Linked DNA regions of Mus musculus: region 2 is linked to region 1. A link is a contact called in ENCODE Hi-C or POLR2A ChIA-PET data. All regions are on one chromosome and are shown on one strand. The core of a region is the stretch at or near the end of the contact, and the rest is flanking DNA. Distances in the headings are between cores, read along the strand shown. Region 1 has its middle 38 kb from the start of Zfhx2. Region 2 holds the start of Zfhx2 (zinc finger homeobox 2).

Region 1 (3,797 bases), core at 604-3,103:
TTTTTCACACTCTGGTGTCTTTCTGCCCTAACTGCAGAGAGAAGTACACGCCCACTGTGGCTGTGAATGGCGTCCTTATCCCTCCTTACTCTAGATGGCTTTTGCATGGCTGCTCAAACAGTGTGGTGCCCACTCAACCCCCTTATTGGAATTAGTCAAGGGAGGAGTTGAGGGTCCAGTTTGGAGAAGAGCAGAGGGGAGATGTTCTAGTGAATACTGGCTTTATTCCCTCTGTGAAGGGCAGCGTCATGTGCCACTTTACAACACGGAGCTCCACCCAGCGCATGTGCCCATGACCCCTCTCCCTCATTGCCGCCAAGCGGTATCATGAGCAACTTTCGAGGCTTTGGGTTTGCCGCAGTGCCAGAATCTGAGTCACTGGTCACATGCCAGCACAACACTGCCAAGTGTGGCGGCATCTACTTGGTTGGGTGCCAAGCAGAAGGACCCAGATGGTGATGATGAAAGGGGGGAGGCAAAAGAAAGGCGGGGGAGGAGAGGGAGGCACCAGGGAGAAAAAAATCAGCCACACTTGTAAGAGTGGACAGTACAAACAGGATCCACAAAAGGGGACCCTTCCCGTTTCACAGCTCAGCTTCACACGCAGCCCCTTCCCTCCCCCAACACCTGCAATGCTGGGGACATACAGACCAGGCTAGAGGGTACGGCCATCTTCAGTGGGGAAATGACTGGAGGCCAGGAGGACGGTCAGGGCTCTCCATTCTTCATCCTTGGGGTCTTAGTCATGGCCTGCTTCCTCCATTGTATCCTTGTGCGGTACTCCATCTGTCCTTCATCTCTCCATGCCTAAGAAGTGATGAGAAGGAGGACCTGGCAGGGAAAAAAAAAAAAAAAAACAGTCTATTCTCCCAAATGAAACACCCTTCATCTTCACTATCTAACTCCTGGCAGGACAGCCTTCCCAACCACATTGAGAGGGTCACTGTCACCCTTCCCAATCCACACAACACCACAGCCATGCCAGGCTCCATGGGCAGCACCACTTTCCCTGTTGTCTTCTTCAGTGTTCTCTCACAAAAAGGCCCCACGGCCAGCCCAGACGAGTCCTCCCTGGGTAGTAGTGGCACAGTCCCTCCTCCTACCCCTTCCAGTTTTTCCTGGCACTTCCCCATCTACTCTCTCCACTCTCAGACAGGAGCAGAGGTAACTCCTTCCTTCTCCACACACTTCTCAGAGCCCTAGGGGGGCAGCGGCATCAGCAGCCAGTCCTTCCTTCCTCTCTACCTCCTCGTCCCCTTAGTTCCTGTAACCCCAGACCTGGCACAAGCCTACAGTTGTGATGCCAACAGCTCTTGTGTGCCGCATCTTCCCCCCAGAGCACAAGGACTCCTGTCGCTGCCCCCTCCACTTGTCCCCTCCCATCTCCATGGGCACAAGGGTGGCAGCTGCAGTGCCAATGCCTGCAACCATACAGCATGAAGCAACTCGTGCACCCTCTTCTCCCCTCCGAGGCCCCGCGCTTCTCCCTCTTTATTCCACTCCATCCTTCTGTCCTTCTAGTTGGATGCTACAGTGGCAACCACAATGCCAACCCCCACCCATGCCCAGGAGGCTCACATACAACACATGCGTATGCGTACATGTACATGCGCGCGCACACACACACATACACACACGGCCCCATGAGTGCCAGGCAGCGGTGGCAGACACACAGCAACGCAGTGACTGGTACCCGAGGAGGCAGCCAGATTCGGCACCTGATCCAGCACCCATTTGGGATTGGGTGGTAGGCAGGCAGGCGAAGGGGTGATGGAGGCAGGCGATGGCCTTAGGTTGGCAGCCGATGGAGCTAGGAGAATGGAGGGAACAGATGCTCTTTGCCCAGCCTCCCTCCCTCTCTCTCCCTGAGATCAGTGCCAAGCTGGGGGGATGGGGAGAGGGGAAGATGGGGGAAGGGTGGCATTTGGAGAGCTGGCAGGCGGGGGAAGCTGGGTCCGCCCAAGCTGGGCAGTGCCGGCACTGGCTGCCGCCTCTCCACTCTGCCATCTGTCTCGCTTCTCTCCCCACCCCCTTTCTCTCTTTCTCTTTCTCTTTTTCTCTCTTTCTCCTTCATCCATAGTGAAATGAAAAGAGGAAGACAGAGTCCTCATTCCACCCATCCCAACCTCTGTACCACCCCCGTCTTTCTCCCCACAACTCACCATACCATACCATCACCAAGTCATCTGTGCTCTCTCCTTCTGGCTCGGTCACCTTCTTTCACTCGCCTTCACCCTCATGCCAAAACAGGTGCAATTTAAATATATATATATATATATATATATATGTATATATATATATGTACATTTTATAAATATGTGTATGTATATATACACACACACACACACACACACACACATATATATATATACATTAAAAGGCAACTTAAAATGAAAACTATTTTCTTTGGAATGCCCTGTTCTTCAGAGTCTAGGTCCTCGGTGCCAATATTTATGTGGCAGGCAGAGGGAGGGGACCCTGTCCTCAGCTGGTGCCCATGAATCCCATGCCAGGGAGGAGGGGTGGCTGGGGTGGGGCGGGGGTGGGGTGGGGTACCGGGAGAGCTTTCTTCTTTCTGCGCCTCTGGTTGTTTCTTTCTTTCTTTCTTTCTTTCTTTCTTTCTTTCTTTCTTTCTTTCTTTCTTTCTTTCTTTCTTTCTTTCTTTCTTTCTTTTTTTTTTCGTACTCTTCCACTTCCGGAGTAGATTCAAATAGATCTAGAGTCCTCCCCACCCCCAGCCCCCCCAGCCCCCCAGCCCTGGTCCCCACCCCAGCCCCTCAGCCCTGGTTCCTAGGGCCCCTGCATCCTTCTCGCCCCGCTTTTGATTTTATTCCTCGATCACCCTTTCCGGTTTTGTGTGTGTACGTGTGCGTGCGTGCAAGTGTGCTTGCATCCATGGCAGTGGGCACCGTGCCAACCACCACACTGCCATCTGCGATGCCTTCTGCAGCCTTGGCTACTTCTCTCTGCCACCTTCAGCTCGCACCCCCCACACCCCTCCCAGCATCCTGGCTCCCCACCTCCAGTCCCCAATCATTAATTAGCTACTGAATTAATTAAATCGTGAATGCTAATTAACATTCCTACAGGGCAGGCTGCCAGGCTGGGGGCAGAGGGAATGGAAAGGCAAGGGGAGATCTGGAGGCAGAGAGGGAGCCTGTCTGCTTAGAACAGAGGAGACAGGAGGAACCCAAAGGAGGGATGAAGGAGAAAGAAGGCAAGGTGGTGAAGACAGGGCAGAGCTGCAGGTAGAGGGACTGGCATGGAGATGGGGTGTTAGACACGGAGATGCAAGTGAATGACACTCCTTCCTACACAAGTGAGATGACACCCATTGTCAACACACTAACCTCTGTCCCAACCACAGGCCAGCTCAGAGCCTCGCACAAGGGACTCTGACAGTGGCATAGCTCAGTGGATAAATGTGCTTGCTGCCAAACAGAACAAGAAGGGTTCAGTCTCTGAGAACCATGGGGTGATAGGAGAGAATGGACCCCAGCAAGTGTCCTTTGGCCTCCATGTGTACACCACAACATATGTGCCCATGTGCATGTGCGCATGCACACACGCATAAATAAATGTAATATAACAAAGGAAAGAAAAGGATGCACGGTGGTGGCATGTGCCACTCAGCACTTGGGAGGCAGAGGCAGGAGAATCTCTGAGTTCAAGGCCAGCTTGGATTACAGAGCAAATTCCAGGACAGCCAAGACAGAGAAACCCTGTCTTGAAAAACCAAAAAAATAATACAAAGGGAAAAAAAAGGAAGGAAGAAAAGAAGGAAGGAAAAAAGGAAG
Region 2 (3,696 bases), core at 620-3,119, 38 kb before region 1:
GTGGCAGACTCAGTTCAACAGTCGCGGAGGTGGCATTGTTGGGAGTACGAGCAGTAGACAGGCAGAGTGCTGTGCTGCTGCTGGTTTCCCACCATCGGGGAAGCTGAGGCAAGAGGTGACAGCTTGCGGAGAGCCTGAGCTACAGACTGACTTACAGCCCCTCCTGGGCCAAGAGTGAGACAGGCAGGGAGCATCATGGGAACTTGGCACTTACAGACATGGCATTTTGAGCTTAGGAAGGCATTAAACAAACTCCTGCTTCTGGTCTATGGGTTGGATCTTATAGAACACAGAAAATACCAGTGCTTCAACAAGACTGAAAAGTAAAGCCAAGGATCTGAGTGGGGAGGGAACAAGTCCGAGACCCCATCTCTTCTCATTAGCCCAAACCTCACCCGTCCGTCCTCTTTTGTAGACCCACTTGCTCCTGGCCATGGTACAACCACCCTCTCCCGCTTCAGTTATATGAGGATTGAAGAACCAGTTACAAACTTTATTTACTGTTACATGGTAGAAACTCAAAATATTGGTTTCATAAGAAAATATGCCACGCAGCAAGCTTGGGCTCTGGAGACCACTGAGGGTTTACATCATGGGACTATTACTTATCGGCCATGCAATCTTGAGCTGGGAAACCTTATTTTCCTCTAATATAAAATATAAAATAAAGTCCTGTATACTCTGCTTTACAATCTTTTTTTTTTTTCTAAGACAGGGTTTCTCTGTGTAGCTCTGGTTGTCCTAGAACTCATTCTGTAGACCAGGTTGGCCTCAAACTCAGAGACCCACCTGCCTCTGCCTCCCAAGTGCTAGATCAAAGGCGTGTGCCACCACGCGCAGCTTCGCTTCAGAATCTTAAAATTTAGAATATAAAACACTGATGAGCTGTTAAGGAGAAGGAACCAAAGCCTCCCATCTCCCTTCCCAACACTGAGTTAAGAACACAACAACACTGAGAGAAACACTATGAAACTGCTATGAAACAGAATGTTCTAGTAATCAAACGGGGGGGGGGGGGACGATAAGACTAGAAGAAGGGAGTGAAATAGGGATGAACCTCCTGAAGGCTCTGCGAAGCAATAGTGCTTTAAAATAAAACAACACCCAGCACTTGGGAGGTAGAGGCAGAAATCTAGTCTATAAAACGAGTTCTAGACAGCCAAAGCTACCCATAGAAGCCCTGTCTCGAAAAAAAATTTTTTAAATAAAAATAAAACACACTTCTGTAAGCAGGATAAAGAGGAGGGAACAAGAGTTTTAAGGGACCTGCCCTTTTTGCAGGCATAGGGTAGACCTACTGCCTGAGTCAAGGAAGAAGCCTGTGGATATGGACGGTCTGCCCCGCCCTGAGATCTTGGCCCCCACCCAGGTCCCTGCGTCCTGGGACACCGGTTGACTCCGCTAGCTGTCTATAGAGGGCGGACACCTATAGACTACAATTCCCAGTATGCATTGCGGCGGGCGGGTCGCTGCACCTGCTCAGTGGGGCTGCCCCGGGCGCCTGGGTATTGATTATTCCATTGTGTGGGACGCCTTGGCTCCAGCCAGTGAATGAGGCGGAGGAGTGAGGGCTTGAAGGAGGAGGGCGAGGAGGAGGAGGAGGAGACAGGGAGCAAGCCAGTGCCCAGGGTGAATCAATGGAAACCCACTCACGAAGCCGGGAAAACACTTCAGCCGCAGCCAAATAGCATTGATTATTTTCTTTCACTTCCCTCACCGCCGTGAATTTATTTATTTTTCCATCTCCGTCCCTGACGCCCCGGAGCGAGCGCTGAAGGGAGGGAGGAGGAGGGGCAAAAAAGGAATCAACACATCGGAGAAGTCCCTTCCAAGAGCCGCCCCCTCCCCTCCCCGCCTCGCGCTGCTTGGCGGCCGCGGTTCGACTCCCGTCCCTGCTTCCAGCTGAGGTGTAAGTGCATCGATTTCCGATGCTGCTGGGTTGGTGTGTTTTTTTTTTTTCTTTTTTTTTCTTTTTTCTTTTTTCCCCCCTCTTCTCTGCCTCTCACTCTCCTTCCCTTCCATGCTCTTCCGAATCTCGAGATCGAGAAGAGAGGAGGCGCTGGGAGATTGCTACTGGATGGGGACGGAGAGGGACGGGAAGAGGCTGGGGGAGGGGACTCAGACGGACAGACAGCCGGGGAGAAGGGGACAGGAGTACTGGGGAGAAAGGGCGCGCGAGTGGGGATGGGGAAGAGGCAGAGGTGGAAGAAACGGAGAAGGGAAAGATAGGGCCAGCCGGACAGAGGGCAGCGAGAGCCTAGACGTACCGCGCCGAGCTCTACCGGGAGCGGGGTTCCTGGAGGGAAAGGGAGGCCGGGTGAGTGCGAGGGCTCTGAGCTATCAGCCTGGAGGGGCCTGCAGCGCATAGGATCTCAGCTGGCTGAGAGATGGGGGAGAAACCCGGGCGGAAGGGCTGATGGATGGGCTAGCGCGCCGGGGTGCCGTGTGGGAGGGGGAGTGTATATCTTTAATGTTCATTTTTGCCTGAAGTAGGTGAGGGGAGCCCCATTGGCGGCGAAGCATGCCTGCCCTGCTTCTCCTGCCACCCGGACTCTCCATCCGCTCTCATTTTTTGAGCTCTGGACCACGCTTCTCACTGTGCCTGCGCCCCCACTGATCTGTGGTTGTGCCATTTTTCACTTGGCTCCCCACCCCATCTATATCCAGTTCTGTGACAGTGACACCTCTCATCCGAGTGATCCTTTCCGAGTACCCCTGTCCCTGTGTGTCACGCCTAGACTGCCTGACTGGCCATCCACTGCTCTCCCTCAGGGTCTGTCTGTACAACTGTGGCCTTTTCAGCTACTTTGGAGTTTGCTTATCAGCCATGATTGTGGTAGTCTGGGGTCAGGGACCTGAGAAGTGGGGGCATGGAGCCGATGTGCCTCCCCCTGAAGACCCTAGTGCCCTTTCAACGTGGGCACAACAGCCTGCTATTCACCCTGGGCAGGAAAGCCTCGGAACTTCTGACATTGTTGATCCCCTTGTTTGGAGACTTTGGGTCTCCAGTGTGTCCTCTGCTTTTCCAGGGGCTTTCCATCGCCAACCTCATCCATGCTGACTTAATTTTCCTCCCTTCCCCCACTCTGCCATTGTATATACATTTATTATCTCACCAGTTTATTTCACCCTGTTTCCATATCCTTTTATCTGATATGGAATATTCTCCTTGCATATTCTCCATCTTTGTTTCCTTTCCTCCTTAGTCAACCAAAGTTGCTGAGGGTTTTGTTTGCTTGTTTGTTTATCCTTTATCCTGTCATCCAGCATTTTAACCCAAGGAGAAGATGTCACAAGCAAAGGGCTGGGTGAGAGGTAGCGGTTATGTTTTGTGGAGGCTCATAAGCAGGCCAAGAAATCAATTTAATGGTCTTCCAGGGTCAGACAACTCTTCCCCCATCAGTGCCCCAGCTAACTGTCAACTTTAATTCTGTAAGGGGATGCTCTCTAGGACTCCAAGCTCCACCCTACCAGGTCACCCCGTGGCTTTTTCTTCACTTTTTAGCTCATTTTCCTCATGGGATCCTGGTATTCTTCTCTTTGGATTCAGTAACATTCTTTATGAGACAGGCTTTATTATTCTCAGAAAACCTATCTTGTGCAAGGGCTGTGCTCATTCCGTCTAAAGAATGGTAAAGGTGGATAATGGATTGGAGAGTTTATCCGTGGGTTTAAATCCATCATTGTTTTTCCAGA

What was found. A loop is a pair of places that touch in the nucleus more often than their neighbours do. ChIA-PET counts read pairs that join two places held with the same protein, here RNA polymerase II (POLR2A).
Region 2: a loop to region 1 is called in a map of left cerebral cortex, with 5 times the contacts of the local background. The contact joins the promoter of Zfhx2 here to the enhancer-like site in region 1. A Hi-C loop is called at or near these places in 3 of 37 maps with a recorded cell type or tissue (all left cerebral cortex). POLR2A ChIA-PET finds 5 or more read pairs at or near these places in 5 of 5 experiments (Patski and embryonic stem cell).

What each region holds. Positions count from the first base shown.
Region 1 is chr14:55,051,916-55,055,712 of GRCm38, reverse strand. No RefSeq gene overlaps it. Among named protein-coding and RNA genes, the nearest start is that of Zfhx2, 38 kb to the left of the region's middle. Within about 2 kb of position 1,853, at least 1 of the 3 ENCODE cell types and tissues checked has a DNase peak (open chromatin) inside an H3K27ac peak, as active enhancers do; it is left cerebral cortex, where a contact is called at or near this core.
Region 2 is chr14:55,090,221-55,093,916 of GRCm38, reverse strand. It overlaps Zfhx2 (zinc finger homeobox 2), which reads left to right and starts at 1,869. Exons shown (of 10, transcript NM_001039198.1): 1 at 1,869-1,909.